Linked DNA regions of Homo sapiens: region 1 is linked to region 2. A link is a loop called in an ENCODE intact Hi-C map of the cell type or tissue named here. Cell type or tissue: OCI-LY7. All regions are shown on one strand. Links, peaks and the distances in the headings refer to the core of each region. The heading gives the core; the rest is flanking DNA.

Region 1 (16,068 bases), core at 3,593-11,592, 290 kb before region 2:
CAAGCAATCCTCCCACCTTGGTCTCCCAAAGTGCTGGGATTATAGGCGTGATCCACTACATTTGGTCTCAGAATTGTTAAAGGGGATCCAGGACAAAGGTTTGTTTGTTTATTTATTTTGTTGATGTTGTTGTTTTGAGAGGGAGTCTCACTCTGTCGCCCAGGCTGAAGTGCAGTGGCACTATCTCGGCTCACTGCAACCTCCGCCTCCCGGGTTCAAGCAATTCTCCCACGTCAGCCTCCCAAGTAGATGAGATTACAGGCACCCACCACCACACCTGGCTAATTTATTTATATTTTTAGTAGAGACAGGGTTTTGCCTTGTTGGCCAGGCTGGTCTCAAACTCCTGGCCTCAAGTGATCTGCCCGACTCCGCCTCCCAAAATGCTGAGATTACAGGCGTGAGCCACCGCGCCCAGTTATTTTTATTTCTATTTAAAAATTTTAAAATATTCTTTTGTTTTTTGAGACAGGGTCTCTGTCGCCCAGGCTGGAGTGCAGTGGCGCGATCTCAGCTCGCTGCAACCTCCACCCCCCGGGTTCAAGTGATTTTCCACCTCAGCCTCCAGAGTAGCTGAGACTACAGGCACACACCACCACACCTGGCTAATTTTTTTATTTTTGGTAGGGACAGGGCTTCCCCAGGTTGGCTAGGCTGGTCTCAAATTCCTGCCATCAAGTGATCTGCCCCCCTTGGCTTCCCAAAGTTTTGGGATTACAGGTGTGAGCCACCACGCCCGGACCAGGACAAAGGTTTTACATAAAAAACTTACTGAATTTTCCAATGACACCCCTGGTTTTAGATACATTGATTCATTGTCTGATCAAGATCAGATCATTATGGCCAACCCAGTGGCCATAATTAGGAAAATCACTTGAACCTGGGAGGCAGTGGTTGCCATAAGCGGAGATCGCGCCATCGCGCTCCAGCCTGGGCAACAAGAGCGAAACTTCGTCTAAAACAACAACAAAAACAAAACAAACCCCAATAAGCTGGTTGTTTTTTGTTGTTTTTCTTTTGTTTTGTTTTTTGAGATGGATTCTTGCTCTGTAACCCAGGCTGGAGTGCAGTGGCGGGATCTCAGCTCACTGCAACCTCCGCCTCCCGGGCTCAAGCGATTCTCTTGCATCAGCTCTGGACTAGCTGAGATAACAGGCATGCACCACCACACTGGCTAATGTTTGTATTTTTAGTAGAGATGGGGTTTCTCCACCCACCTCGGCCTCCCAAGGTGCTGGGATTAGAGGCATGAGCCACCACGCCCGCCAAGCTGGGTATTTTTTTTTTCCTCCAAGACAGTGTCTCGCTCTGTCACCCAGGCTGGAGTGCAGTGGCTTGATCTTGGCTCACTGCAACCTCCGCCTCCCGGGTTCAAGCAATTCTCCTGTCTCACCCTCCCGAGTAGCTGGGATTACAGGGGTTAGCCACCATGCCCAGCTAATTTTTGTATTTTTAGTAGAAAGAAGGTTTCACGACGTTGGTCAGGCTGGTATCGAACTCCTGACTTCGTGATCTGCCTGCCTCGGCCTCCCAGAGTGCTAGGATTACAGGCGTGAGCCACCGCACCCGGCCGACAACTTGATTTTTATATGAAAAGGTAACCAGGGCCAGGCATAGTGGCTTATGCCTGTAACCCAGCATTCTGGGAGGCTGAGGTGGGTGGATCACCTGAGGTCAGGAGTTTGAGACTAGCCTGGCCAACATGGTGAAACCCTGTCTCTACTAAAAATACGAAAAATTAGCTGGGCATGGTGGTGGGCACCTGTAATCCCAGCTACTCAGGAGACTGAGGCAGGAGAATTGCTTGAACCCGGGAGGCGGAGGTTGCAGTGAGCCAAGACTAAGCCACTGCACTCCGGCCTGGATGACAGAGTGAGACTCCATCCCAAAAAATAATAATAATTTTTTTAAAAAAAAGAAAACTTGGCCGGGCGGCGCGGTGGCTCAGGCCTGTAATCCCCGCACTTTGGGAGGCCGAGGAGGGCAGATCATGAGGTCAGGAGATCGAGACCATCCTGGCTAACATGGAGAAACCCCGTCTCTACTAAAAATACAAAAAAATTAGCCGGGCATGGTGGTGGGCGCCTGTAGTCCCAGCTGCTGGGGAGGCTGAGGCAGGAGAATGTCATGAACCCAGGAGGTGGAGCTTGCAGTGAGCCAAGATCATGCCACTGCACTCCAGCCTGGGTGACAGAGCAAGACTCCATCTCAAAAAAAAAATAAATAAATAAATAAAATAAAAAAGAAAAGTTGCCGGCTGCAGTGGCTCATGCCTATAATCCCAGCACTGTGGGAGGCCCAGGCGGGCGGATCATGAGGTCAGGAGATCATGACCATCCTGGCTAACACGGTGAAACCCTGTCTCTACTAAAAATACAAAAAAAAAAAAGAAAAGAAAAGAAAAATTAGCCAGGCGTGGTGGCAGGCGCCTGTAGTCCCAGCTACTCAGGAGGCTGAGGCAGGAGAATGGCGTGAACCTGAGAGGCGGAGCTTGCAGTGAGCCAAGATCGCACCACTGCACTCCAGCCTGGGTGACAGAGCAAGACTCAAAAAAAAAAAAAAAAAGATAAGTTAACCAAAGCAATTTACCTCTGTGATCTTCCTCCTAAAATCCCACAATCCTTGTCTAATAATGAGAAAAATACCAGACAGATCCAATTAAGGGGCATTGTACAAATCTGACCAGTCCTCAAAACTGTCAAGGTTATCAAAAACAAGGAAAAGGCCAGGAGCAGTGACTGATGCCTATAATCCCAGAACTTTGGGAGGCCGAAGTGGGAAGACTGCTTGAGGACAGGAGTTCAAGACCAGCAGTCTCTGCAATGTGGTGAGACCCTGTCTCTACAAACAAAATTAGCCTGGTATTGTAGCTCAAACCTCAGTCCCAGGAGGCTGAGGTGGGAGGACTGCCTGAGCCAGGAGGTTAACGCTACAGTGAGCCGTGATCGCACCATTGCACTCCAGCCTCAGACCATGTCTCAAAAAACAACAACCAGGAGAGTCTGAGACACCATCACAGCCAAGAGAAACCTAAGGAGACATGACAACTCAATGCCATCGATGTGGTGTCCTGAATGGGATTCTGGCACAGAAAAGGACATTAGATTAAAACTAAGGAAATCAGGCCGGGCGCAGTGGCTCACGCCTGTAATCCCAGCACTTTGGGAGGCCGAGGCGGGCGGATCACCTGAGGTCAGGAGATCAAGACCATCCTGGCTAACACAGTGAAACGCTGTCTGTACTAAAAATACAAAAAATTAGCAGGGCGTGGCAGCAGGCACCTGTAGTCCCAGCTACTCGGGAGGCTGAGGCAGGAGAATGGCATGAACACGGGAGGCGGAGCTTACAGTGAACTGAGATCGCACCACTACACTCCAGCCGGGGCAACAGAGCAAGACTCCGTCTCAAAAAAACAAAAAAAAAAAACTAAGGAAATCAAGCTGGGCACAGTGGTTCACGCCTGTAATCCCTGCACTTTGGGAGGCCGAGGCGGGAGGATCACCTGAGGTTGGGAGTTCGAGACCAGCCTGGCCAACATAGAGAAACCCCGTCTCTACTAAAAATACAAAAATTAGCTGGACATGGTGGCACATGCCTGTAATCCCAGCTACTTGGGAGGTTGAGGCAGGAGAATCCTTGAACCTGGGAGGCAGAGGATGCAGTGAGCTAAGGTTGTGCCATTTTACTCCAGACTGGGCAACAAGAGCAAAACTCCGTCTCAAAAAAACAAAACAAACAAAAACTAAGGAAATCAGAATAAAGTATTCTTTTGTTTTGTTTTGTTTACTTTAGGTTCTGGGATACATGTGCAGAACGTGCAGGTTTGTTACGTAAGTATACATGTGCCATGGTAGTTTGCTGCGCCTATCAACAAGGTTTTAAGCCCCGCATGCATTAGATACTTGTCCTAAGCCAGGCGTGGTGGCTCACACCTGTAATCCCAGCACTTTGGGAGGCCGAGGCAGGCGGATCACTTGAGGTTGGGAGTTCGAAACTACCCTGACCAACATGGAGAAACCCTGTCTCCACTAAAAATACAAAATTAGCCGGAGGTGGTGGTGCATGCCTGTAATCCCAGCTACTCGGGAGGCTGAGGCAGGAGAATCGCTTGATCCTGGGAGGCAGTGGTTGCAGTGAGCCAAGATCACACCATTGCACTCCAGCCTGGGTTACGAGAGTGAAACTCCATCTCAAAAAAAAAAAAAAGATATTTGTCCTAATGCTCTCCCTCCCCTTGTCCCCCACTCCCCGACAGGCTCCGGTGTGGGATGTTCCCCTCCCTGTGTCCATGTGTTCTCATTGTTCAACTCCCACTTAGGAGTGAGAACATGCGATGTTTGGTTTTCTGTTCCTGTGTTAGTTTGTAAAGTATGATCTTTAATTAAAAATAATGTGTCAATATTGTATGTATCATTACTTGTTTTTCCTTTTTCTTTGTTTATTTGTTTGTTTTTGAGACAGAGTCTCACTCTTTCGCCCAGGCTGGAGTGCAGTGGTGCAATTTCGGCTCATGGCAAGCTCCACCTCCCAGGTTCAAGAGGTTCTCCTGCCTCAGCCTCTCTTTTTTTTTTTTTGCCTTTGAGACGGAGTCTTGCTCTGTCACCCAGGCTGGAGTGCAGTGGCATTGCAAGCTCTGCCTCCCGGGTTCATGCCATTCTCCTGCCTCAGCCTCCCGAGTAGCTGGGACTACAGGCGCCCACCACCACGCCCAGCTAATTTTTTGTATTTTTAGTAGAGAGGATGTTTCACCATATTAGCCAGGATGGTCTCGATCTCCTGACCTCGTGATCCGCCGGCCTTGGCCTCCCAAAGTGCTAGGATTACAGGCGTGAGCCACCGTGTCCAGCCTGCTTCAGCCTCTTGAGTAGCTGGGATTATAGGCGTGCGCCACCGTGACTGGCTAATTTTTTATATTTTTAGTAGAGATAGAGTTTCACCATGTTGGCCAGGCTGGTCTGGAACTCCTGACCTCAAGTGATTTGCCCGCCTTGGCCTCCCAAAGTGCTGGGATTACAGGCGTGAGCCACCACGCCCAGCCATGTATCATTACTTGTAACACACGTACCACAGTAATCTGAGATATTAATAATAGGGGAAACTTGGTGCAGGGCTATATAGAAACATACTTTTCCTGCAAATCTAGAACTGTTCTAAAGTAGAATGGTTATTTAAAAAATCAGGCCAGGCGCAGTGGCTCAGGCCCGTGATCCCAGCACTTTAGGATGCCAAGGCGGGTGGATCACAAGGTCAGGAGATTGAGACCATCCTGGCCAACATGGTGAAACCCCATCTTTACTAAAAATACAAAAAAATTCGCTGGGCGTGGTGACATGCGCCAGTAGTCCCAGCTACTCGGGAGGCTGAGGCAGGACAATCGCTTGAACCAGGGAGTCAGAGGTTGCAGTGAGCTGAGATCGTGCCACAGCACTCTAGCCTGGCAATAGAGTGAGACTCCGTCTCAAAAAAAGAAAAATCAAAGTAGCCACCAGAAATTACAGTAGTAGTCAGGTGAAATCCCAAGAGTAGGACCTGGCTGGGTGGGCCACCTGAGGGCTGCCCCTACTGGTACCTAGATGGCATACTGGCTGAGGGTAGGTCCCAGAGACCCAATAGCAACCCATCTGCCTCCCTCAGTGCAGAGCACTGCTCAGTAAATGCATGTGTGCAGCGTAAGATGTGAACTGCCCCAATTCCAGGCAAGACCTATAGGATGGGTGCAACGCACACCTACTTGTGAAATTCTAGTCCTGGGTGGAGCAGTAACCCACTTGAACCAGGGGATACCTCCTGAGGTTTAAACAAACCTCAGCTGGCAGCTGACAATAGAAATGCAAACAGCCAAGCCGGGCACGGTGGCTCACGCCTGTAATCCCAGCACTTTGGGAGGCTGAGGCGGGCGGATTGCTTGAGGTCAGGAGTTTGAGACCAGCCTGGCCAACATGGTGAAACCCCGTCTCTACTAAAAATACAAAAATTAGTGGAGCATGGTGGGGTGTGCTCCCACCTACTAGGGAGGCTGAGGCAGGAGAATCGCTTGAACCCAGGAGGTGGAGGTTGCAGTGACCAGAGATCGTGCCACTGCCCTCCAGCCTGGGCAACAGAGCAAGACTCTGTCTCAAAAAAAAAAAAAAAGCCAGGCGTGGTGGCTCACACCTGTAATCCCAGCACTTTGGGAGGCCAAGGTGGGCAGATCACGAGGTCAGGAGATTGAGACCATCCTGGCTAACATGGTGAAACCCCATCTCTACTAAAAATACAAAAAATTAGCCAGGCATGGTGGCCAGCACCTGTAGTCCCAGCTACTTGGGAGGCTGAGACAGGAGAATGGCGTGAACCCAGGAGGCGGAGCTTGCAGTGAGCCGAGACACGCCACTGCACTCCAGCCTGGGCAACAGAGCGAGACTCCGTCTCAAAAAAAAAAAAAAAAAGAAGGGAGGGAGGGAGGGAGGGGAGAAGGGAGGGAGAAAAGGAAGGAGGGAGAGAGAGGGAAAAGGAAGGAAGGGAAAGAGAGAGAAAGAACGAATGAAAAGAGAGAGAAAGAGGAAGGGAGGGAGGGAGGAAGGAAGGAAGGAAGGCAGGAAGGAAGGAAAAGAAGGAAAGAAGGAAAGAAAGAAAGAAAGCCCCTGATAGCTTTAGATTTGCTCATGCAGACCAGGCGCGATGGCTCATGCCTGTAATCCCAGCACTTTGGGAGGCCGAGGCAGGCGGATCACGAGGTCAGGAGATCAAGAGCATCCTGGCTAACATGGTGAAACCCCGTCTCTACTAAAAATACAAAAAAATTAGCCGGGCGTGGTTGCAGGTGCCTGTAGTCCCAGCTATTTGGGAGGCTGAGGCAGGAGAATGGCCTGAACCTGGGAGGCGGAGCTTGCAGTGAGCAGAGATCACGCCACTGCACTCCAGCCTGGGTGACACAGGGAGACTCTGTCTCAGAAAAAAAAAAAAAATAGATTTGCTCACGCATTTTTCCCACCTGGTGCCTGTTCGCTCAAGTTTCCTTTGCCCACCCGTCCTGGGTCTCTGGGCTGCAGGCAGAGCAGCTCCCAAGCTTCTCCAAGTTCACTGGCCCCTCTTCCCACCTTAAAACCAGCTGCATCAGCAGAAGAGATTATGCCAGGTATTAAAAGCCCGCCAGGGGGCGGGGGTGGGGTGGGGTAGGATTGCCAGGCCAGCATGCTAGAGGCCCAGGCACCTGCAGGGACACCAGGAACAGCTGTCCACCAGCTGGAAGGGCCACTGCTCCCCTACATGTGCCCAAAACCTGACCTTCCCTGTGCCTCTAGCTGAAGTTTGCTCCAGTCCAGGCTCACAAGGCAGTGGTCTGTGGTCAGCTATGCATGGGGCTTGGGATGCTAGGATTGTGGTGGAAGTGAGGGAAAGATTTAGGGCTGAGCCAGGTGAGGGGACACTGGAGAATTTTCACAGCTGGGCTGATCCTGGAGCAGGAGTGAGAGCAGTGGTGGGATGTGCAGGATGGGCTGGAGGGACCTGCAGACCTCTCTGGATGGATGATGCTCCAGCACCCGCTCAGGGTGAAGACAAGCAGGGTTCAGGATGAAGACCTCTCACCTAAGCAGCAAGGGTCGACCCTGCCCCTCTCCCTGCCCTGTCCCCTGAAGCTGCTAGTCAGTTGCAGCGTGAGTACTGGGGCAGAAACTGTCCTCTCCGGAGAAGTGCTCACACTGCAGGGGACACTGCTGGGGGTTCAGGGGAGAATGGGACCCTCACCCCCGTGAGTAACTAGGGATCAGTAACTAGGTAGCCGCCTTCCTGCAGCAGGCCACCCTCTGGCCCCTGCTTCTTAGCTGCAACCTCTGCAAGGTCCTGGCCCATATAGGTGTGACCTGTGAGGAGGTTAAAGGAAAGGTACCTTAGCCCCTGGCTGGGGCTCTCTCTCTGAAGTGCACCTGTAGTCCCAGCTCCTCGAGGCTGAGGCAAGAGGATCACCTGAGCCCAAAAGTTTGAGGCTACAGTGAGCTATGGTCACGCCACTGCACTCCAGTCTGGGTGAAAAAACGAGACCCTTTCTCTAAAAAAAAAAGGAAGTCCAGGCGTGGTGGCTCATGCCTATAATCCCAACATTTTGGGAAGCCAAGCCAAGGTAGGCGGATCACCTGTCGGGAGTTTGAGACCAGCCTGACCAACATGGCGAAACCCCACCTCTACTAAAAATACAAAATTAGCTGGGTGTGGTGGCATATGCCTGTAATCCCAGCTACGCGGGAGGCTGAGGCAGGAGAATCGCTTGAACCCAGGAGGCAAATATTGCAGTGAGCCAAGATCACGCCATTGCACTCCAGCCTGGGCAACAAGAGCGAAAGTCCGTCTCAAAAAAAAGAAAGCAAAAGAAAAAGAAAGGGCACATTGGCCGGGCGTGGTGGCTCATGCCTATAATCCTGGCACTTTGGGAAGCCGAGGCGAGCAGATCACCTGAGGTCAGGAGTTCAAGACCAGCCTGGCCAACATGGCAAAACCCTGTCTCTACTACAAATACAAAAATTAGCCAGGGGTCGTGGCAGGCACTTGTAATCCCAGCTACTCGGGAGGCTGAGGCAGGAGAATCACTTGAACCCAGGAGGCTGAGTTTGCAGTAAGCGGAGATCATACCACTGCACTCCAGCCTGGGGTGACAGAGCGAGACTGTGTCAATAATAATAATAATAATAATAATAATAATAATAATAATAAATAAGGGGCATCTTTGGCTTTGGGTGGAGCCAGGCTGGTGGCTGCAGGGGCCCCATGGGAGCAGGGAGGCCGGGAGACACTGCTACCAGGGACCTCCACTCACCTGCCTCCTGCCCTCCCAACTCTGCCTTAGAGCCCAGCAGGCTGCCTCCCAGCAGGCTGGCTCTTGCAGTGGGATGTGGCACAGGAGGTTTTTGTTTCCAGCGGGCTTTCCTTCCCACATCTGCAAGTTCAAACTCAATGCCCATGATCCCTAGAAAGCCTTGGTAAAGGATGTCACTAAGTCTGACATTCTCTCAAACTGAACTTTTTTTTTTTTTCTGGTGCCCACCATACCCTACCCTAGTTCTCTCAGAGCATCCAAAGAACTCTCCAGAACTCTCCATTGCCCTCTGTAGCTCTGGATGTGGTGCCTACCACGGGCCGTTGGCAGTCCCGATTCTGTGTCTCTGACCAGGGGTTGCTCAGGCCACTGACTCTGCACACACATGGGGCAGTGAGTGTGCCAGGGAGCCAACAGCCTCTGGAAGCAGCCCACAACCAATGGCAGGTGGCAGCGGGTGGATAAGGAAAATGTGGAGTCCCCTTCTACACTGTCTCCCAGAGGTGTCCAGCCAGGCAGCACCAGCAGCCACTGCAGTGACTTGCTCGACGATGCACCCTTCGTTGGTTCTCTTCCCTCCCTTGTCTTACTTTCCACTCCTCTGTCAGTATTTCCTAGGACCATTTCCCAAATAAACTTCTTGCACTTGAATCCTTGCCTCAAGGTTTGCTTCTGGGTGAATTCGAAGTAAGGCACAGTGGCTCACACCTGTAATCCCAGCACTTTGGGAGGCTGAGGAGGATTGATCACCTGAGGTCATGAGTTCGAGACCAGCCTGGCCAACATGGCGAAACCTCGTGTCTACTGAAAATACAAACATTAGGCGGGCATGGTGGTGGGTGCCTGTAATCCCACCTACTTGGGAGGCTGAGACAGGGAGAATTGCTTGAACCTGGGAGTCAGAGGTTGCAGTGAGCAGAGATCACACCACTGCACTCCAGCCTGGGTGACAGAGTGAGACTGTCTCCAAAAAACAAAAACAAAACAAACAAAAAACCTACAAAAAAACAAAGACACACTCACTTGCTTACATTAAGAACAGGGTCTGGGCAGGGCGCAGGGGCTCATGCCTGTAATCCCAGCCTTTTGGAGTGTGTGTCTATGTGTTTATCTGTCAGGGTGAAGGTGGCTCTCAGAATTGATTGGGGGCAGCTGGGCGTGGTGGCTCATGCCTGTAATCTCAGCACTTTGGGAGGTCGAAGTGGGTGGATCACCTGAGATCAGGAGTTTGAGACCAGCCCGGCTGACATGGTGAAACCCTGTCTCTACTAAAAATACAAAAAATTTGCCAGGTATGGTGGCAGACGCCTGTAATCCCAGCTACTTGGGAGGCTGAGGCAGGAGAATCACTTGAACCCAGGAGGCAGAGGTTGAAGTGAGCCGAGGTCACGCCACTGCACTCCAGCCTGGGCAACAAGAGCAAAACGGGGCCGGGCACAGTGGCTCACGTCTGTAATCCCAGCACTTTGGGAGGCCAAGGCGGGTGGATCATGAGGTCAGGAAATCGAGACCATCCTGGCTAACACGGTGAAACCCCATCTCTACTAAAAATGCAAAAAATTAGCCGGGCCTGGTGGCGGGCGCCTGTAGTCCCAGCTACTTGGGAGGCTGAGGCAAGAGAATCGCTTGAACCCGGGAGTGGAGCTTGCAGTGAGCTGAGATCGCACCACTGCACTCTAGCCTGGGCAACAGAGCCAGACTCCGTCTCAAAAAAAAAAAAAAAATAGAGCAAAACGTCATCTCAATAACAAAAAAAAAAAAGGAAGAAGAAGAATTGATTGGGGGCTGGAGGACCAGGTTTGGGATGGGCAGGAAGCCAGATGGGAATGATGTCCATCTTTCTCCACTTCCTCAGGCCACCTGCTTGGGAGTCAGCAACCTAAAAAAGGAGGTCTGCTGGGTCAAACCGAATTTGACCCGGCTGCACCCGGTCAGGAGAGGGAAGATGTCTCTATTCTCCCCAGTACCACCCATGGGGCATCTCCAAGGGAGACTGGGTACCTGTAGGAACAACCTCACTGAATGGAGTTGGATAGGAACCACCAAGAAATGCAAATGTACCTCGGCCTTTATTATTCTTCTCCCAACCATAAGGCAAAGCTTAGACTACAAGTTTGCCACCACCCTCCACACCCCATGTCCTCTGCCACACTTCACACTGCTCCTTTTCTCTGACCCACTTGGATGCCTCTTCCCATTCTTCTGTCACTGTCTCACTCTAGTCGCTATCACCACTGCCCATTACCACCTCCTCCCTCTGGGTATCTGGCCTCCAGCAACTAACTGCCTGCCATGTGCCCAGTGCTGGCTGCCAAGCTGTTTCTCCCATCTTTAGTGGCTGTCAGTGATCAACCTTGTCCCATCCTGGGCTCTAAACTTGCCACCAGCTCTTTCTCCCCGGGGTATCCTCTACCTCTTCTTCCTCCAACTCCACCCCTACCAGCTGGGCCTTCCTGGCAGTGACTCAATGTCTTCCTCCTCCAATAATTTCACTCCCATTTGAGTCTTTGCTCAGATGCAAATACTTTATGTGCCTGCAATGTACTCCTCCAATAGTTACTTTTACAAATTCCACCTCTTTCCTGGCAAACCCTCTTGCCTGTCTCCCCGCCCCCAACATCGGCCACTACACCAGGGGCCCCTCTCCTGTTACCCTTCGCAAGCATTTAGTGAATGAGGAAAACTATTTTCGGGGCCTGATTCCAGACATGGTGGAGGAAACAGGCACACAGCAAGCCCATTCTGTAGGAAGCTTACTCCACTGGAGAGAGAACCAGACACACTCACAGAAGTGAGGCCAGGCGTGGTGGCTCACGCCTATAATCCCAGCACTTTGGGAGGCCAAGGTGGGCGGATCACCTGAGGTCAGGAGATTGAGACCAGCCTGACCAACATGGTGAAACCCCGTCTCTACTAAAAATACAAAATTAGCCAGGTGTGGTGGCGCAGGCCTGTAATCCCAGCTACTCAGGAGGCTGAGGCAAGAAAATTGCTTGAACCCGGGAGGTGGAGGTTGCAGTGAGCTGAGATCCTGTCATTGCACTCTAGCTTGGGCGACAGAGCGAGACTCTGTCTCAGAAAAAAATCAAACGCAAGCGAGCATGCAGTAATTGCCAAGCTGGGTGAATGGATTTTCAGGGCTGTGGGAATTCACAGAGTGCAGCAGGGAAGGCCTGTGCATGTGTTTGGAGGCAGAGGAGGCGGCAGGGAGGAGAGAGTGTATCCAATGCCTGTTTGAAGGGGAGGACAGCATAGACCTCATTTCACACAGGAGGGTGCAGGGGAATCTCCAACAGAGAAGTCACTGGCCAGGTGGTGGGGAAAGTTCAGGGCCGTAGCAGCCACAGGGACAAACCCGCAGAGAAGACATCTGAAGTTCTGAGAATAAATGAAAGCCTCAAGAGAGAGAAGAGCAGAGGGTTGAGGACTAGGCCTTGCAGGAAGCCCAAAGGCAGGGGTAGGGGAGAGGGGCAGAGGGTGAGCCTGCAGGAGGGAGAAACTCTTGTTTGTTAGCCTGGGCCACTGTGGCCTGTTTAGGACTCTACGCTCTCCTTCCTGTGTAGGGCACCTGTGCGCAGTGCCTGGACCTGCCTTGGTTCTCACTGACCCTCTGGCATAACTGGTGGTCACAGGAAGTTGGTTTCCTGTGAGCTTTCATGATGCTTCCCGAATCCACCCACTTCTCTCTCCACTTCTGTGGGGTAGAAGACTGTAGACAGAAAGTAGTAAGTTTAAAAAAGGAAAGAAAAAAAGAAAAAAAGAAGGCCAGGCATGCTGGTTCATGCCTGTAATCCCAGCACTTTGTTTTGTTTTGAGAGAGTCTCACTCTGTCACCCAGGCTGGAGTGCAGTGGCGTGATCTCAGCCCACTGCAACCTCCACCTCCCTGGTTCAACCTATTCTCCTGCCTCAGCCTCCAAAGTAGCTGGGACTACAGGCACGCACCACCACTGCTGGCTAATCTTTTGCATTTTTAGATACAGACCAGGTTTTGCCATGTTGGCCAGGCTGGTCTTGAACTCCTGACCTCAGGTGACCCACCTGCCTCAGCCTCCCAAAGTGCTGGGATTACAGGCATGAGCCACCACACCCGGTCATGCCTGTAATCCCAGCACTTTGGGAGGCTGAGGTGGGAGGATCACTTCAGCCCGGGAGTTTGAGGCTGCAGTGAGCCATGATCACGCCTCTGCATTTCAGCCTGGTCAACAGAGCGAGACCCTATCTCAAAAAAATATATATGTCATAGTAAGATCTGGCTTCTCTCAGAGAGAAAGGGGTCACCTTATCCACCCCTGCCTCAGTCCCTTTGTGCTGCTATAACAAAATAGCTGAGACTAGATTATTTATTTATTTTTTTTTTTGAGAGGGAGTCTCGCTCTGTCACCCAGGCTCGAGTGCAGTGGTGCGATCTCGGCTCACTGCAAGCTCTGTCTCCCAGGTTCATGCCATTCTCCTGCCTCAGTCTCCCGAGTAGCTGGGACTACAGGTGCCCACCACCATGCTCGGCTAATTTTTTGTATTTTTAGTACAGACGGGGTTTCACCATGTTAGCCAGGATGGTCTCGATCTCCTGACCTTGTGATCCACCCACCTCGGCCTCCCAAAGTGCTGGGATTACAGGCATGAGCCACCGTGCCCGGCAAGACTAAATAATTTATAAAGAATAGAAATTTATAGCCAGGAACAGTGGCACGTGCCTGTAGTCCCAGTACTCAGGAGGCTGAGGTGGGAAGATCCCTTGAGCCTAGGAGTTTGAGACTAGTCTGGGTAACATAGTGAACTCTCATAGTTCTGGAGGCTGAGAAGTCCAAGATCAAGGCACTGGCATCTGGTAAGGGCCTTCAGACTGCATTGTCAGATGGCAGAAGAGCAGAAGACAGTGAACCCGCTCTCTCTCTTTTTTTTTTTTAAGACGGAATTTCGCTATGTCACCCATGTTGGAATGCAATGGTGTGATCTCAGCTCACTGCAACCTCCCCCTCCCGGGTTCAAGCGATTCTCCTGCCTCAGCCTCCCAAGTAGCTGGGATTACAGGCACCCACCACCACGCCCGGCTAATTTTTGTAGTTTTTATTAGAGACGGGGTTTCTCCATGTTGGCCAGGCTGATCTTGAACTGCTGACCTCAAGTGATCCACCCACCTCAGCCTCCCAAAGTGCTAGGATTACAGGCGTGAGCCACTGGACCCAGCCCCCACTCTCTTTTATAGCAACATTAATCCACTCCTGAGGGCCCGAGCCCTCATGACTTAAACACCTCCCGTTAGGCCCCACCTCCAAAACTGTCGCACTGAGGATTGTTTCCAACACATAAACTGTGAGGAACACATTCAGACCATAGCAACTCCCAAGATTATTCCAGGGGTTTTCAAGCCTAAACTCTCTCAATCTCCTGCACCCACATCCTCAAAATGATCAACCTGCACACGGCCCTGGCAGCCTCTCCCCAGGTTCTGAGGAAGACGTGTCCTCACCCCACGGAAGTTACCTCAGGCCAGCTGGTTCTTCTGGCTGCTCCGGCACCAAGCACCTCTTGCTCTATCCCTTATCCCTTATTTGCAGTTTCTAGTCCCACCCTTGCCCGCCCCATCTCTACTGACATCTTCTTGCAGGCCACACACAAACTCTTTATGTTCCCATTACAACCCCCCCATCCTGTCTTCCGCTGCTGGAACTTCTTTCCACAGCCAGCTCTTGAAAGAGGGATGCACGGCCGGGCACAGTGGCTCACTCCTGTAATCCCAGCATTTTGGGAGGCCGAGGCAGGTGGATCACAAGGTAGGAGATCGAGACCATCCTGGCTAACATGGTGAAACCCTGTCTCTACTAAAATACAAAAAACTAGCTGGGTGTGGTGGTGTGCACCTGTAGTCCCAGCTACTCAGGAAGCTGAGGCAGGGGAATCACTTGAACCCAGGAGACGGAGGTTGCAGTGAGCCAAGATCGCGCCACCGCACTCCAGCCTGGCGACAGAGCGAGACTGTCTAAAAAAAAAAAAAAGGATGCACACTTGCCTTCTGTTCACCTCATGCCGACTCCCCCACCCCCAACTTCATGACACAGCTATCAAAGGTCCCTGGTGATGTCATAATGGCTGCATCCAGGGGTGGTCTTCCAGCTTCATCTTCCTCTCTGACTCCTCTCCTCTGCACTCTCCTCCCTGCCGCCTACACTCTGCCTCTCTCTTACCCATCTGGTCTTTCCTTCTCAGCTGCTTTCACAGGCTCTGCTTTCTCTCCTGGTTACTTTACATGCCCATTCATTTTTCAAGCAGTTACTGGGCACCTACAGTGGGGCTGGGCACAGTTCTCCCTGATGCGCAGTCCCTGTTTTTTGTTTTTTTTTTTTGAGACAGAGTCTCGCTCTGTCGCCCAGGCTGGAGTGCAGTGGTGCGATCCTGGCTCACTGCAAGCTCCGCCTCCTGGGTTCACGCCATTCTCCTGCCTCAGTCTCCAGAGTAGCTGTGATTACAGGTACCCGCCACCACGCCCGGCTAATTTTTTTTGTATTTTTAGTAGAGACGGGGTTTCACCATGTTGGCCAGGCTGGCCTCAAACTCCTGACCTTGTGATCCGCCTGCCTCGGCCTCCCAAAGTGCTGGGATTACAGACATGAACCACCGCACCCGGCCCCCTTTCTCTTTTTTTTTGAAACAGAATCGCTCTGTCGCCCAGGCTGGAGTGCAGTGGCTCAGTCTCAGCTCACTGCAACCTCCGCCTTCCGGGTTCAAGTGATTCTTCTGCCTTAGCCTCCTGAGTAGCTGGGTATACAGGAGCGCACCATGACGCCGGCTAATTTTTGTATTTTTAGTAGAGATGAGGTTTCGTCATGTTAGCCAGGGTGGTCTTGAACTCCTGACCTCAAGTGATCCGCCCGCCTCGGCCTCCCAAAGTGCTTGGATTACAGGCAGGAGCCACCATGCCCGGCCTTCCATGCCCTTTCCATGGATCACCTTATTCCTCCCACAACCTGGATCTGGCATGTGGATGCCCAGACCTCTGACTCCAGTGTGTGCTGCTCCCCTCCATCCCAGGCCTCATAAAGCTAGCAGCAGATGTCTTAGAGCCCCTCAGACTCAGCGTGTGCAAATGTGATCCTGTGTCTCTTGGCCCGACCCATTGCTTCTCCTGTATTTCCCATTTGAGGGGATGGCACGGCGGATCAGTCAATACACACACACGGCAGACATGCACGACCCCTCCTCCCGCACATCCAACGTGTGCCCACATCCTGTCGAATGCTCCTCCTCCTATACCTCTCAGCTCTACTTTCCATACCC
Region 2 (16,068 bases), core at 4,648-12,647:
GGCTTCTTGGGTGACTCAGCGGGAATGCTCCGATTCAAGGCGATGGACCGCCCGAGCGTCCCCATTTGTGAAATGTTTCCCCATGAAGACCCTGGCATTCTCCTTCCTTTGGGGTTTCGGGTTGTTGGTTTTTCCGGTGGTGAGGTGGGGGTGGCTTAGCGGTGAGGGCTCCCCCTCCTTCCCGCAGGCCTGGGTTGGGATTTGCTGGGCAGGATACCTGGGGGTATGCCTGGACCCTCCCAGAGGGGGTCCCCTCCTCCCTCTCCAAGGGCTGCCGGGGAGAACACGCTCAGAGGAGGCAGCTCTAACCCAGGGCTGGGGACTGCCCTGCTTCATGATTTTCCTGGGGGAGAGTCATGTGGTCCCCAAGGCTTGGGTGCCCTATAGCCACACCACCAATTAAATCACTGGGTAATAAGTTGCTTTTGTTGTTGTTTATTTATTGTTTCAAAGTGGGAGAGGCCAGTGGTGGGCCAGACCTGGAAGGTGATGCCTCTCCCTGGAGTGGCATCAGAGATTTGTCTCCCACTCCTTCCTGGTGCCCCTGGAATGGGAGGGCACTCTGCCAGTCCAGCCCCAGCGCCTCCAACCTGTGGCCTGGGCAGGCATCCTGATCATGGCCAGTGCTGGGTCCCAGGGCAGCTCTTCCCTTCTCTGTACCGCGAGCACTGAGGTGGGGGGGTGGGGGGGGTGGGGAAGAAGTTTGTTTTCAATTACCTCACTGGAGTGGGACAGACTTTGTTGTTGGGTTGGTTTTTTTTTTTCTCTCTCTCTCTGTCCTTTCTTCCTTTTTTTTTTCCTAAACAAGGAGAAAAAGGGCTGGGAAAGGAGAGCTGGCTTGGGGTGGGGGGCAGGGGACTTTGAGGGACCTCAGTAGCAGCTCTGATGAAAACTGCCTGGAGGGACCCTTGTGAAAAGTGCTCAGGGCCTACCTCTGCCCCCCCCACCGCCCCCGCACCTCCTCCCTGCCCCCACCAGCCAGGACTCTGGAGTTTCAGTGACATTCCTGATGGATGAACCCAGTGATTTCTTGATGCCCATGCCAAGGTCAAGAAGGCAGATGCCCATGGGTGCATGGCACGGAGGCCAGCCAGGAGGTCCCCCTAGCTGCTACCCTTTCAGAGGGAGGGGGCCAAGAAGGAGGGGAGAGGGAGAAGGGGAGCCGCTTCAGCCTCTCCCTCCGCCTCGAAGCCGCTCCTTGTGGAGTCTGCACAATGTGGTTTGGATTTGGCTGAGCCCCTCAGCACCTTATAAAGCACCTTGCTGAGTCAGGGAGAAAGCAGCCCCAGTGTCGGGGGAGCGGAGGGGAGGGGGCGCTGAAGAAAGGGGCGGGGGCGAGAGAAGAGGGGTGAGACCAGAGAAGGGGCAAGACTGGGAAGGAAAGAGGAGACACAAAGAGGCAAATGGGTGGGAGTGAGAAAGAGGGGAGGAGGGAGCTGGGAGGAAGAGGGGGAAGCAGCGGATGCGGGGAGAGGAAGACACTGAAGCAGAAGGTGGGAGTGGACAACGCCATCCCCAGCACACATCCACCTGGGGCAGCCAGAAAGCACTGGTTTGCAGGAACTGAGGGCTGCAGCTCTGAAACAGGGACCCAGGCCAGGTGGGTACAGGGACAATTGGCTTTACACACAGCCCCCCAGTCCCCAGTTTGTCTTTGAATCTTAATGTAGTGACCCCGAAAGCTGGGAAAGTTGTGTTCTCCCTCTGCCTCTTGGACTTGCCTCCCTGCCCTCTCCCCTCACCTAGTGGGGGCCAAGCCTCTCCCCTCCCCTCCCCCACCTTCCACACTGCCAAAGGGAAAAGCAGCTCCATCTCCAAGCTGCCAGTGCCCCTCTGCCATGCCTGGGCAAAGGCAGCAGGCTGGGAGTTGCCAGTTGGGTTGGGTCGGGGGCTGGAATAAAGACTGTGCCTTTATCCTGCCAAGTCCCTAAATGGGGGTAGCTGCTGGGGTTTGGGGAAGAAGGAAGAGAGGAAAGACGGAGCAGGAGTAGCCCCTCCAAGATTTCCGTGGGATGGGGCAGGACAGGTGGCTGCCCTCTGATTTCCAGCTGGAAATCAGGACCTTGGGAAAGTTCCTGCTCCCCTGTGGCTCTCAAAAAGAATCTTGTTAGGGGCCCTTCCAGTGCTAACAATCTGGGGTTGCTGGTGGGAGGGCACAGCTTAGAGGAGACGCCAGTCCCCCCAGCTCCAGACAAGCATGGGAAAGAGAAGCGCTCCGTCTGCTCCAGGGGTACATTGTGCAGGCACTTTCTCAGTCTCTGCCAGGTCCTGTTAAGGACAGAGAGAAGGCAAGGAAAACCCATCCCTGCTTTTAGGAATGTCACAGTTGGGGCTTACATCTGTAATCCCAGCGCTTTGGGAAGCCCAGGCAGGAAGATTCCTTGAGGAATTTGAGACCAACCTGGGCAACATAGAGACCCCATCTCTACCAAAAATTTAAAAATTAGCCCAGCATGGTGGCGCATGCCTATAGTCCCAGCTAATCAGGTGGCTGAGGCTGAAGGATTGCTTGAGCCCAGGAGTTTGAGGCCGCAGTGAGCTATGACCACTACACATGGTCTTTGTTTCCTGGGGCAACAGAGCAAGACCCTCTCTCAAAAGAAAAGAATTCCACAGTCTAGGGACACTCATTAAACTGTCTGACATCAGCCATAGGTGGCAGTGGGTACATTTAGGGCCAAGGAGGATGGTGGGAGGAGAACTTCCTGGAGGAGGTAGAGCTTTGGGGTAGAAATGTGGATGGATTGAGCTAGAAGAGCAGTGGCAACCACAGGCAAAGTGCCAAGGTAGCACCAGGTACAGCTCAGTGTTCCCTGCAGCAGGCACAGAGCTACTCTGGGAGTCAGAAAACCTCCATTCCAGTTGGCCAGTGTGACCTTGGGACAAGCCTGTCCCCTCTCTGTATGATGGGGTCTGACCACCTCTGCCCTCCTCTCCATGGGATGGTGGGAGTAGTCCGTGAGCTGACGAGGGGCCACTGGCTTGCTGCCTTCTCTGGCCTTTTAGACTCCAGGCTTCACCATCCACAGGGGGGTGGCAGGTCAGGTCCTCAAGAAGTGTGGCTGGCTGGGGGCCAGAGCTGGCACCAGGTGATGACTGAGCTGCCCTCCAAGGGGGGAGGGTGAGTCAGTGTTGGCTCAGGGACCGGCTAGTGTCCCACCCTTCCTCCCCACATGGTGACATCCCCAAGGAAGGCTCTCCAGGCACCCAAAACACCATGTCGCACACAGCTGCACAATTAGCACTGATGGGACCCTGGCCCAGGGAGTGTCTGGGTTCCTGAACTAGGGGAGCCTCTAGCTGGCCCCCTCCTGACAGGTGTGTTGGAGAAACCCACAGAGGTGAGTAGGGACACTCACTCATTCATTCATTTGTTCACCAAACATTCCCTAAGTTTTGGTGCTGGGGACACAGAGAGGAGCCCTAGGGGGTGGGGTGGAGGGGCGGAGGCTGACCTGCGTGTTGGGAGAAGAGGCAGATGCCTGCTACAGTGACTCCTCCAGCCTGCTGTGATGCTGGTATTTCTCACTGACATTTATTTTGCTGAAATACTAACAATAGTTTACGCGCACGCAGCTGTTCCCCACATCAGGCACAGTGCTAAGGCTTTCGCGGGCTATTTTATTTCATGTTTGTTTTTTTTTTTTTTTTTTGAGACGGAGTCTCGCTCTGTCGCCCAGGCTGGAGTGCAGTGGCACCATCTCAGCTCACTGCAAGCTCCGCCTCCCGGGTTCATGCCATTCTCCTGCCTCAGCCTCCCGAGTAGCTGGAACTACAGGCGCCCGCCACCATGCCCGGGTAATTTTTTTTTTTTTGTATTTTTATTAGAGACGGGGTTTCACTGTGTTGGCCAGGATGGTCTCGATCTCCTGACCTCATGATCTGCCCGCCTCGGCCTCCCAAAGTGCTGGGATTACAGGCGTGAGCCACCACACCCGGCCTAGTTTATTTCATCTTTACAGTAACTCCGAGACAGGAGCTATCATTTCCCTACTTATACATGAGGAACCTGAGGCTTCATAAGACAGAGTCACTTGTCTGAGGTCACACAAGCCTGGCAGTGGTAGAACCAGGACTGGAACCCAGTGCTATCCAACTTCAGCAACATGCTCTTTTAACTCCACCATGCAGGTGCCAGCCTGGGGAAGAGGGCCAGAGGCACATCTTGAAAAGAGGAGTCCGGGTGCTGGGAACAGACTTCAGCAACAGCAGGACTTGGTTGAGTGCCCCTGGCTATGAGGCATCTAGCCTGGCACAGCTGGTCTCTTCAGGTCACTCAGATGTTGCTTGGGGCATAAAGAGAGTCCTCCAGTGCCTGGAGAGTCCTGGCCTGGAGCACAGGGAGACCTGGGTTTCCTGCCCACCACCGACCCCTTACGTGAACTGGCAATGTGCAGATGGGCCAGGTGCCTCACATCGTCTTCCCACACTGGAGGGCTCAGCTAGAGCTCTGGATTCCATTAGCAGGGAGTTGGGAATCCTGGAATGAGCATTAAACTGGGAGTCAGATGACCACCACCCCCGCCAGCAGAACAAGAGCAAGGGCTTCCCTTTGCTTCCTGAGGGCAAAGTGAGCCCTAGGTAGGTTCAGAGGTCCCACCCAGGACATTCCCTGGGATTCGGCATCCCCAGGAGGAGGCCCTCCTTTCCACTGCCTCGTGTGCACACCCTCCAGTGTGCGTGTGCAGGCACCACTGGGGCCCCCGAGGGCAGGAGAGGGAAGGAAAGGCAGGGTGTGTGTGTGTGTGTGTGTGTGTGTGTCTATGTGTGTATGCACACACTTTCCCTTGCCCTCCAGTAGACAGGAGTCTAGAGGGCCCTGCCTCACCCTAAGCTGGCTGTGATGTCAGCGGAAACCCAGAGGCAGAGGGCCTCTTCTGACCTCAGCAATGGCCCTACCCTGCCCTGGGTCCCCACCCACACCTGACCCAGCTCAGGCTTCCCAAAGGACTCCCCCCAACACCCCCTGCTTCCCGGGGAAGCCAGAGAGAAGCTGAGAGGAACGGGGCCTTCTGCCTGTCCCTCTCCTGCCCTAGCTGGGCGCGGCCTCCTCATCTGCCAGGGTGTCTGAGTGACGGGTGTGTGGAGGGCAGGGCAGAAGGGATGCCCCCAGGTGCCCCACTCCTCCCTCGCCCACCAGGAGCTTTCCCCGCCGTTCTCCCAGGATGTTCCATTGCCCTGGCCAGCCCATGCCGCGGGCTCTGTGACTCCGTCTCCCCTGGCAGAGAAGTGGGGTTGCCTCTCCCTGGGCTGGAAGATCTTTATCCTGCCCTGCTGAGTCATGCCGGCTCCTCCCGAGCTCTCCTCCCCTCCTACCCCGCTGTCCTCCCCTCTGTCAGGCTTCTCCCAGCTTTCTCCAGACTGTCTGGGCTCCCGCTCTAGGGGCCCCTGGGGTCAAAGGATGGACACCGCCTTCCCTGGGGCCATCCCAGTGATGGGATGTCCCATCTCACGGGCCTGCCATTCCAGCACCACTGGGAGAGTGCCTGCTCCGCCTCCACCAGCTGTGTGACCCCCACCAAGTCTCTAACCCTCCACACCTCTGTTTTCTCCATGTAAAACTGAATGAGGGACAACTGAGTGAGTATAGGTCAAATTGCTGGCACTTAGAAGCAATCAATGATGTTTTATTTATTTATTTATTTATTTTTGAGACAGAGTCCAGGCTGGAGTGCAGTGGCATAATCATGGCTCACTGCAGCCTCGACTTCCCAGGCTCAAGAGATCCTCCCACCTCAGCCTCCTGAGTAGCTACAGATGGATATCACCATGCCTGTCTAATTTTTTGTATTTCTTTTTTCTTTTTTTTTTTTTTGAGACAGAGTCTTGCTCTGTTGCCCAGGCTGGAGTGCAATGGTGCGATCTCGGCTCACTGCAACCTCCAACTCCCAGGTTCAAGCGATTCTCCTGCCTCACCTTCCTGAATAGCTGGGATTACAGGCGCCTGCTAATTTTTGTATTTTTAATAGAGACAGGGTTTCATCATGCTGGCCAGGCTGGTCTCGAACTTCTGACCTCAGGTGATCTGCCCGCCTTGGCCTCCCAAAGTGCTGCGATTACAGGCATGAGCCACCACTCCCGGCCAATTTTTTTGTATTTCTTTGTAGAAACAGGGTTTTGCCATGTAGCTCAAGCTGGTCTCAAACTCCTGATATCAAACAATCTGCCTGCTTCAGCCTCCCAAAGTGCTGGGATTACAGGCGTGAGCCACCTCGCCCAGCCAATAATGTTAAAGAATCTTGTTACCTACCCCTCATACCGTATCCCTCTGTCTTTGCTAATGGTGTCCTCTCTACCCACAATGCAGCTGCCCCTCGTGAGCTCCCCATGGCTACTCATCTAGACCCTTTGTTCTTCTGCCTTCTTCCTGAAGCCTGTCACTGTCATCCCAGCTCTGCTCCCCACCACAGACTTCACTCTCCAGGGCCCTTGCTGCTCTCCACTTTGTGTTATAAGTGCTCTCTAAGGACCCGTCTCATCTCTCTCCTCTTTTGTCCCCAAGAGATTCTTGTAGGACTTCAGTGGGTTGAAGAGGGCTGGAGGTGGGAAGGGTGGAGTCTCATGGCACAGTCAGCTCTGAAGGCATGAGAGAAACCAACCAGTCTTGACCCAGCCCCGTCCTAGGCTTTCAGGTTGTCTAGAAGACATGGGTGGTTTAGGTCTATGAAGAGCTCAACCACTTTCTTTTTTTTTTTTATTTGAGACAGAGTCTCTCTCTGTCACCCAGGCTGGAGTCCAGTGGCGTGATCTCGGCTCAATGCAACCTCCCCCTCCCGGGTTCAAGCTATTCTCCCGCCTCAGTCTCCCGAGTAGCTGGGAGGCAGGCACCCACCATCATGCCCAGCTAATTTGAGGCTCACCCGCTTTCTAGCACCCACAGCCATCTTTCTGAGGCCCACCTTGTGGTCCTTAACAGAGCACTCTGTACATATTTCCGTTTTAGCCTTTGACTGTTGCAAGATTTCAAAATGAAACAGGAACTTAAGGAGATATACAAAGGGCTATGATGCAGAGAAAGGAGAGGTCAGAAGAGGGAGACGTCGGGAGATTTTGGAGATACGGCAGGGAGAATTTGAGTGGCAAAAAGTGGGGGGCCACACCTGACCTGGAACCAGGACAGGAGCTGGGGAGGAGCTGGCATTCAGACCCATGGAATCCCGTCACCTCCCAAAAGCTTTTGGAAGCCCCTGCTATATATGCCTTGCTGAACAGTGTGGACCTACAGAGAAACACAGCCTGCCTGCCAGGGACTCGGGAGCTGGTGGGACAGTGGGCAAGATAACTTCAATACCAACTAGAGATATGGGCGGCCTGCCAGGAGGCTCAGTGCAGACAAGGGCACCTGGAGCAGGCCTCCTCCAGCCTCCAGCTCAGCAGGGAACTTGAGAAAGATCCCTGGATTCTTTAGCATCAGAAAGCCCAGATCTACCACTTATAAGTGACCTGCCTGGGCAACATAGCAAGATCCCCCCCTACTTCCCCAAAAAATTAGCCAGGCATGGTGGCACACACCTGTAGTCCTACCTACTTGGGAGGCTGAGGTGACAGGATTGCTTGAGCCCAGGAGTTCAAGGCTGTAGTGAGCTATTGAGCCACTGCACTCCAGCCTGGGTGACAGAGTGAGACCCCATCTCCAAAAAAAAAAAAAAAAAAAAAAAAAGTGAGCCTCTTAGCCTCACCAAACCTCCAGGGTTCGGTGAGGCCCAGATGAGATAATAAAGTAAAAGGGCTTTGCAAGCTCCGGAGCTCTAAGGAGACGGGAGAGTCCTCTGATCTCCCCACGGTGTAGGCTATCGCTCCCATTTACTGAGCTCTTCCCAATTCTCTGGCACTGCAGTGAAGCATTTGAATACAGCACGCAATCTCACATAGCCCTCCTGAGGCCGGTGCTGTTGTAGTTGCCATTTTACCATGGGTAAACTGAGGCACAGAGTTATATAACTTTTCCAAGTTACACAGGCAGGCAGCCTGGCTCTGGAGCCACCCGGCTCTTAATTAGTAGCCTCCTCCTCACCCTGCCCCTAGTTCCTAAAAATCTCCTCCCTGCCCCCATCTCCCCAGTAATAAGCCTGTCTCAGCCTGGGAGGATGCCCTCTCTGTCCCCTTCTGTCCCACCCCGCACAACATGAGCACAAAACTGCCCCCACAGAGGCCTGCCCAAGGCGGATCAGCAAGGTCTCTGTTCCCGAAGCTGGGACTGGACACGGTGTCTGTCTCCCTCTGCTGGTCTCTTAGGGGACAGCCCAGCCGGGATGCTTTCCCTGAAGCTGGTGGCACCTTATCTCTCCCCAACAGTGGATGCTGAGTATTGGGGAGGTTGAGGAAAAGGCCAGGGACACAGGTCAGGCTCTAACTTACGGGACTCCACGTTGCCTCTTGGGGTCCATGTTGCCAGAAGCCTGCCTCTAACAGGAGTGCAAAGGGGGGTCTTAGGGAGACCGGGCCACCTCCCTGATGCCTGCCCTGGGGGACGGGCCTCAAACAGCCTCCTTCCCCTTCTAACCCATGAATGGAGCCATCATCCATGGATGTATCTAAATCTTTTGTGAAGCTGTTTCTATTTCCAGCTGAGACGACATCTTGGGATAATGAGTTCCATCAGCGTCCTCCCCTGCTGGGTGAAGCACACTGCCTTTTATTTGTCCTAAACTTACCTCACTTGCGCTCCAAGGGGGCCTGTAATTCCAGTGTGCCAGGTTTTGGTGAACAAGCCTGAACTTCTCCCTTCCCATCCTCACTGTGGGTTTAAAAAAATTCATCCTGGCCGGGCGCGGTGGCTCACGCCTGTAATCCCAGCACTTTGGGAGGCCGAGGTGGGCGGATCACGAGGTCAGGAGATCGAGACCATCCTGGCTAACACGATGAAACCCCCGTCTCTACTAAAAATACAAAAAATTAGCCGGGCATGGTGGCGGGCGCCTGTAGTCCCAGCTACTCGGGAGGCTCAGGCAGGAGAATGGCATGAACCTGGGAGGCGGAGCTGACAGTGAGCCGAGATCGCGCCACTGCACTCCAGCCTGGGCGACAGAGCGAGACTCTGTCTGAAAAAAAAAAATTTCATCCCATCTCCCCTCCACCTCCAGCCCTGCAGACTCAAAAGACCTGGTCCCTCATCTGCGCACAGTGCCTGGCAGTGTGGGCACATCCATTATCTCATGCCAGGCTCCAGCAGCTTGGGAGGAAGGCAAGGGCTCACATTCTCCTCTCAAGGCAGAGGACACAGAGGGCCCAGAATCATGGGGCCAGCACGTGGTGCCGCTGGAGGCAGCAGTAGCAGCAGCCTCTCTCCAGAGCCTCTTCCCCATGGGCTGACTCTTCTGACCTTAACCAAGAGTCTTCTTTTTTTTTTTGAGATGGAATCTTGTCCTGTTGCCCAGGCTGGAGTGCAGTGGAGGGATCTCTGCTCACGGCAGCCTCCATCTTCCAGGTTAAAGTGATTCTCCTGGCTGGGCGCAGTGGCTCACGCCTGTAATCCCAGCACCTTGGGAGGCTGAGGCGGGTGGATCATGAGGTCAGGAGATCGAGACCATCCTGGCTAACACAGTGAAACCCCATCTCTACTAAAAATACAAAAAGTTTGCCGGGCGTGGTGGTGGGCGCCTGTAGTCACAGCTACTTGGGAGGCTGAGGCAGGAGAATGGCGTGAACCCGGGAGGTGGAGCTGACAGTGAGCCGAGATCGCGCCACTGCCCTCCAGCCTGGGTGACAGAGCGAGACTCTGTCTCAAAAAAAAAAAAAAAAGTGATTCTCCTGCCTCAGCCTCCTGAGTAGCTGGAATTACAGGTGTGTGCCACCACGCCCGGCTAATTTTTGTATTTTTTTTTAGTAGAGAAGGGGTTTCACCATGTTGGCCAGGCTGGTCTTCAACTCCTGACCTCAAGCAATCTGCCTACCTTGGCCTCTCAAAGTGTTGGGATTACAGGTGTGAGCCACCGTGCCTGGCCAAGAGTCTTCTGAATATTTGCCAGTTTCTGGACAGCAGGCCTTTTCTCTGTAATGTTTCCTTGCGAGACTTTCCTCCTGGGATCCTTGTGTAGATTCACCCTAGCTTTGTCCAAGCTGATGGTTTGTTTTGTCTCCAGTCCCGGCCCAAGGATACTGTAAGGATGACTCGAGCTGGAGGGGCAGGACGCAGCAATCATAGTCGCAGCAGTGCTAACAGCAGATTCTAAGAGCTGCGTAAATATTAAGTTACTCCTCACAACAGCCCTTTGAGGTGGAAACAGGCTTGGAGAACATAAGCAACTTGTCCATTTTTGCACAACTTGTTAAGTGATGGAGACTGCGGCTAGGCTGGATTCAGACCTACACGGGCTGGCATCCACAACTGCATTCTCAACCTCAACAGACAATCGTGGGTTCAAGTCCCGAAACCTCTCTGAATTCCGTACTCTTCAGTCATTCAGCACAGACTTATTACACCACTGCTGTGTGCCAAACATCATTCTGATTTCTGGGAGAAATGCCAGGGAACAAGAAAGGCAGGGGCAGAGCTTGGCTGGGGGGCTGGCAGCACTTGGAATGCCACAAACTCATTACAAGCAGGGCAGGTACCCTGCCAGCTCAGAGCTGCCTTGCCTGCCTGGTTACCCCACAGTAACCATACAAATGCCAGTCCCTGTGTGTGCATGATGAGAAGAAAACAAGCCAGAGTAAACTCCTGAACCCTAAACTCCTCTACTCCTCTGCCCCTTCTGACTTTTAGTTACCCTGATCTGGAAAAATGCCAGCCATGAGTAATACTGTCTGTGCTCCTTTGTCTGTAAGGAGGGCTGCATGGGGAATCCCATGGTGGGACAGAGCAGTGCCTGGCAAATGAGCCCCACCAATGGCTTCTCAGCAACTGTGCTTTCCTGGCCAGCCCGTGCTCTAACCTCACCCCTCTCAGACTGTTTCATCCTCCAGGAAGCTCTCCCTCATGCTCCTGACCAGGTCTTCCCCAGGACATATTCGCAGAGCCCACGTCATCATCATTCCTGATCCTTCTCAAAGGTGTAATTTCATATTTACCTTGATGATTCTTTGGCTAATCTCAGTCTTCCCCCACTAGACCCCCGCCCTCCCCAGCTCAGGAGACCGGACTCTGCAGAAGGTACCAACCACCCACACTTCTGCTCAGAGACTTGGCACTGGCCATTCCCTCTACCACAGCACTCCTTCCCGGACATCTGCGCTGTCCACTCCCTTGCCTCCTGCAAGTCTTTGCTCAAATGGCGACTTCTCAGTGAGGCCAACCTGGCTGTGCTAGTTAGAATCGAAGCCCTTCTCCCCTGACACTCCTCTCTCCCTCTCTGGGTTTTCTTTTTTTTCATAACACCCACCATGTTCTTGCATACTATAGGGTTTCACTCTGTCGCCCAGGCTGGAGTGCAGTGGTACGATCGCAGCTCACTGCAGCCTCTGCCTCCCAGGTTCAAGGGATCCTCTCATCTCAGCCTCCTGAATAGCTGGGACTACAGGCATGTGCCACCATGCCTAGCTAATTTTTGTATTTTTGGTAGAAACCATGTTGCCTAGGCTGGTCTTGAACTCCTGGACTCAAGCAATCTGCCCACACTGGCCTCCCAAAAGTGCTGGGATTACAGGTGTGAGCCACCGCATCCGGCCAGGATTTTTGTCCTGTGCTGTCTTTCCCATAGTTAAAAAAGTGCATCCAGGATATGTTGAATGAATATATGTTGAATGAATGAGTGAGCATTAGGGTCTCAAGCTTCCATTCCATATCTGCCCCCCAACACATTCACACATACTTACATGCCCACCTGCTTATACGAGGCCACTGCTAATGGGGGTATGCCAAAGACCAAAAATTTGGTGTTTTAAAATTGTTTTTTATTTTCTTCATTATAGAGACAGGGTCTCACTATGTTGCCCAGGCTCATCTCTAACTCCTGGGTTCAAGCAATCCTCCCTCCTCAGCCTCCCAAAATGCTGAGATTACAGGTATGAGCCATCATGCCCAGCTAAAAATTTGGTGTTTGAAAGAATCCTGGCTAAAAAATTAGCTGGGCGTGGTGGCATGCACCTGTAGTCCCAGCTACTCGGGAAGCTGAGGTAGGAGGATCATTGAGCCCAGGAGGCTGAGGCTGCAGTGAGCCAGGATCATGCCACTGCACTCCAGCCCAGGTGACAGAATAAGGCCCTGTCTCCAAAAAAAAAAAAAAAAAAAAAAAAGCTCCTGAAAGAGCATCTCATTGAATCTGAAAGAGCATCTCATTGAATGGCCCTCATTTTATTCAGGAAAAAACTGAGGCTCAGACAAGGGCCTGATGCCATCTGAGTAGGGCTGAAGCTGCATCCAGGTCCTTGACTTTCAGCACAGACCCCAGGTCCTCTTGGGGTTCCCGTACCTATCTCTCACCCACACACAGGGTTCCTGGTAGCTCCCAGCTCCTGGTATCCCCCTGTGTGCCCCCCTTTCTGCACCTGAAGTGGGTTACTGGATATGCCAAATGCAGGCCTGGAAGGGATCCTTGGCTCAGATTGGAAAGCTACCTTCCAGCCCCACAGCCCAGGGGCCAGAGGGTCGGGGGAGGCAGGACAGCTTCTCCCCCAAGCTGGGGTGGATGAGGGGCATAGGGGAGCCTCGGGGCCCCTTCAGGATCACAGCATGTCAAGGTTGGAAGGGACCTCAGTGAGTACCTCCTACTCTCCCCAGCCCCCACCATCACATCATACAGATGAGGAAGCAGCCGAGACAGGGAGGGATTTGCACAAATCACACGGGGGCAGGGACGTATCCTACCACAGCTCCCGACTTCCCGCTCTAGGCTTCTTGCTGTTCTAAGCCCTTCAGAAAGTTCCAACGAGTTCTGACTTTTGGCAAGGGGGTGGGAGGGTGACTGAAAACTACTCAATACGAGTCGAAAGAGTGTATGTCAGCTGGGGGCAGTGGCTCACACCTGCCCCTGGCTGATATAAAAGGCAGACATGGTTCCTGGCCTTGTGAGGTAGACACACTAGTGGAGAAGACAGATATGAAACATATGAAAAAAAGCTTATGTGTCCCTTCTCTTCTGCCTAGGGTCCTCAAGGTCATAGAACCCCATAACCCCATTAGGTGTCAGGGGCAGAAACAGGACTGTGTGAAGATTCACAGCCTCCACCTCCCTTGCCTTCACGGAGCTTCGGCATCTACCCTTATTCCAGGCGGCTGCTCAGGTAATGAGTATGAGGCAGAGGTGGGAAGGCTGTCCTGGTTTACACGTGGTGGGGGAGGGGTCCAGAGCGCAGGATGAGGCTGAGAGCATGGGGACAACTGTCAAGCAGGGACAGATGGGACTGTGGGTGGAGGGCTGGAAGTTGGATGTTTCTCTCAGCACTGTGCTAAGAGTGACTTAGAGACATCTCAGCTGCATTTGGCTCACGCTGATTTATTTATTTGTTTGTTTGCTTATTTTTCCATGCCCTTTGTCAACAGGAATGGTTTACAGATATTTATTCATTCATTCATTTTTTGAGACAGAATCTCACTCTGTTGCCCAGGCTGGAGTGCAGTGGCGCGATCTTGGCTCACTGCAACCTCCACCTCCCAGGTTCTAGCGATTCTCCTGCCTCAGCCTCCTGAGTAGCTGGGATTACAGGCACGTGCCACCATGCCTGGCTAATTTTTGTATTATTAGTAGAGATGGGGTTTCACCATGTCGGCCAGGCTGGTCTTAAACTCCTGGCCTCAGGTGATCCACTTGCCCCGGCCTCCCAAAGTGCTGGGATTACAGGCGTGAGCCATAGCGCTCGGCCTACTTTTTTTTTTTTTTTTTTTTTTTGAGAAAGGGTCTGGCTCTCTTACCCAGGCTGCAGTGCAGTGGCGCTATCTCAGCTCACTGCAATCTCCACCTCCTGGGCTCAAGTGATCCACCAGCCTTGGTCTCCCACAGTGCTGGGATTAAGCATGAGCCGCCGCGCCCGGCTGGTTTACACATTTTTAAATGTAACACCTATTTATTCATTATTTACTGAGTGCCAGACCCTGTGTGAGGTACATACAGCAACAAACAAAACAGACATGGATGCTGGGTGTGGTGGCTCACGCCTGTAATCCTAGCACTTTGGGAGGCTAAGGCAGGAGGATCGCCTGAGCCCAGGAGTTCAACTCCAGCCTGGGCAACAGAAGGAGACCTTGTCTCTAACAAACATTTAAAAAATTAGCTGGCTGTAGTGGCATGCGCCAGTAGCCCTAGTTACTCGGGAGGTTGAGGTGGAAGGATCGCTTGAGCCTGGGAAGTTGAGGCTGCAGTGATCTATGATCGTGCCACTACACTCCAGCCTGGGTGACAAAGCAAGAACCCATCTTAACAAACAAAACAAAACAGAACAAACAAAACAAAGCCAAGGCCGGGTGCAGTGGCTCACGCCTGTAATCCCAGCACTTTGGAAGGCTGAGACGGGCAGATCAGTTGAGGTCAGGAGTTTGAGACCAGCCTGGCCAACATGGCAAAACCCCATCTCTAATAAAAATACAAGAATTAGCCGGGCGTGGTGGCACACACCTGTATTCCCAGGTACTTGGGAGGCTGAGGCACAAGAATTGCTTGAACCCCAGAGGCGGAGGTTACAGTGAGCCGAGATCGCGCCACTGCCCTCCAGCCTGGGCGACAGAGCAAGACTCTGTCTTCAGAAAAAACAAAAAACCAAAAACCAGACATGGTTCCTGCCCTTGTGAGGCAGACACACTAGTGAGGAAGACAGATGTTAAACAGGCAAACACACGCATGAAATAACGTGATAAGTGCTGTGGCTAAAACAGGGTCTAGCTAGAGTGTAATGGGATGCTGGTGGGGGCAGAAAAGACGGCACTGAGCCTGGAGGAAGAGAAGCACCGCCACGTTAGAAGGGGTAAGACGATGCCAAGTGGTGGGGACAGCTAAGGATGTGCTAAAATCCCCAGGTGGAAAAGGAAGTGGAGGGTTCAGGGAGCCCACAGGGTTGGCATGGCTGTGCAGGTGATCAAGGGGAGGCCACAGGTGGAGAAATGGGTGGCGGCGGCTCCTGCAGGTTCAGGGCAGAGTTTGGATTTTATGGCAACCACTGGAGTGTGCAAACACGGGAGAGGCATGACACAATGGACATTTTAGGAGGGTCACTTTGCTGCTGTATGGAGAGTGGCCTGGAGGGGGCAGGGTGGAGGCAGGAGACCACTGAGAGCTGTTACAGTCATCCAGGTGAGAGGATGGTGGCCTAGGCCTTGGAGATGGAAGAGGAGGGCAAAGTTGCCACCTGTTAAGTTGCCACCTGTTTGGGAAGCAGAGTGGTCAGGACTTAACTGAAAGACTGTGTAGGGGTGAGGGCGAGCATGAGGTCAAGGATGACTCCAGCATACTGAGCCGGATGCCCAGGGACAGGGGCACTATTTCCATGGATCCCCCGGGAAGGGGAAGGGAAGAGTAACCTCCTCCCCCAAGGCTCCACGGAAGGGGCAAGGGCTGGTGACGAGGGGAGCAGAAGGGAAGGAGAGGGAGAAACAAAGTGTATGCATGTATCCAAATGTGTACAATTATTATGTATCAATTCAACTCATTTGAAAGTGGGTCTGGAGAGCAAGGGTGGCAGAGATAAATATATCTTCTGCACTACCACAGGACCTGAGGGGCAAGGCACGGGCAGGCCCTGCAGGAATACAGGGATGCCCTGGGCCCTTCCAAGAACTACCAGAGCCTTGGTACTGTGGGGAGAGTAGGGGTCAGTGAGTTTCTCCAGGACTCCCTTACATTTTACACACGTGGACCCGGAAGCCCAGGGGAAGGGGAATACCTTCCAGCTGATGCATCCCCACCTGGCACACAGTCTGGTTTTTTTTTTTGAGATGGAGTCTCACTCTGTTGCCAGGCTAGAGTGCAGTGGCGCGATCTCGGCTCACTGCAACCTCCGCCTCCGGGTTCAAGCAATTCTCCTGCCTCAGCCTCCAGAGTAGCTGGGACTACAGGCGCGTGACAACATGCCCGGCTACTTTTTGTACTTTTAGTAGAGACGGGGTTTCACCATGTTGGCCAGAATGGTCTGGATCTCTTGACCTCGTGATCCGCCCGCCTCGGCCTCCCAAAGTGGTAGGATTACAGGCGTAAGCCACCG

What was found. Hi-C counts contacts between places; a loop is a spot of excess contacts. Peaks named below come from ENCODE experiments on the same cell type or tissue, not always from the same donor. Only the 100,000 strongest peaks of a DNase experiment are listed, where the experiment ranks them.
Region 1: a loop joins it to region 2, with 7 times the contacts of the local background. A loop is called at or near these places in 10 of 110 quality-filtered maps.

The regions. Positions count from the first base shown.
Region 1 is chr11:67,087,965-67,104,032 of GRCh38, forward strand. No RefSeq gene overlaps it. Among named protein-coding and RNA genes, the nearest start is that of KDM2A, 23 kb to the right of the region's middle. RefSeq lists a silencer at 7,165-7,234 and enhancers at 7,335-7,394, 11,927-12,036, 12,230-12,730, 12,447-12,566. In OCI-LY7, for the core only: CTCF peaks have their summits at 7,121 (motif pointing right) and 7,322; a DNase peak (open chromatin) is centred at 7,137.
Region 2 is chr11:67,374,511-67,390,578 of GRCh38, forward strand. LOC100130987 (a long non-coding RNA gene) reads left to right here. Exons shown (of 4, transcript NR_024469.1): 3 at 13,025-13,161. Among named protein-coding and RNA genes, the nearest start is that of CLCF1, 8.9 kb to the left of the region's middle. RefSeq lists enhancers at 4,864-5,585, 6,430-6,479. In OCI-LY7, for the core only: CTCF peaks have their summits at 8,239 (motif pointing left) and 8,445; DNase peaks (open chromatin) are centred at 6,941 and 8,191; H3K4me3 peaks cover 688 bases; H3K27ac peaks cover 1,223 bases.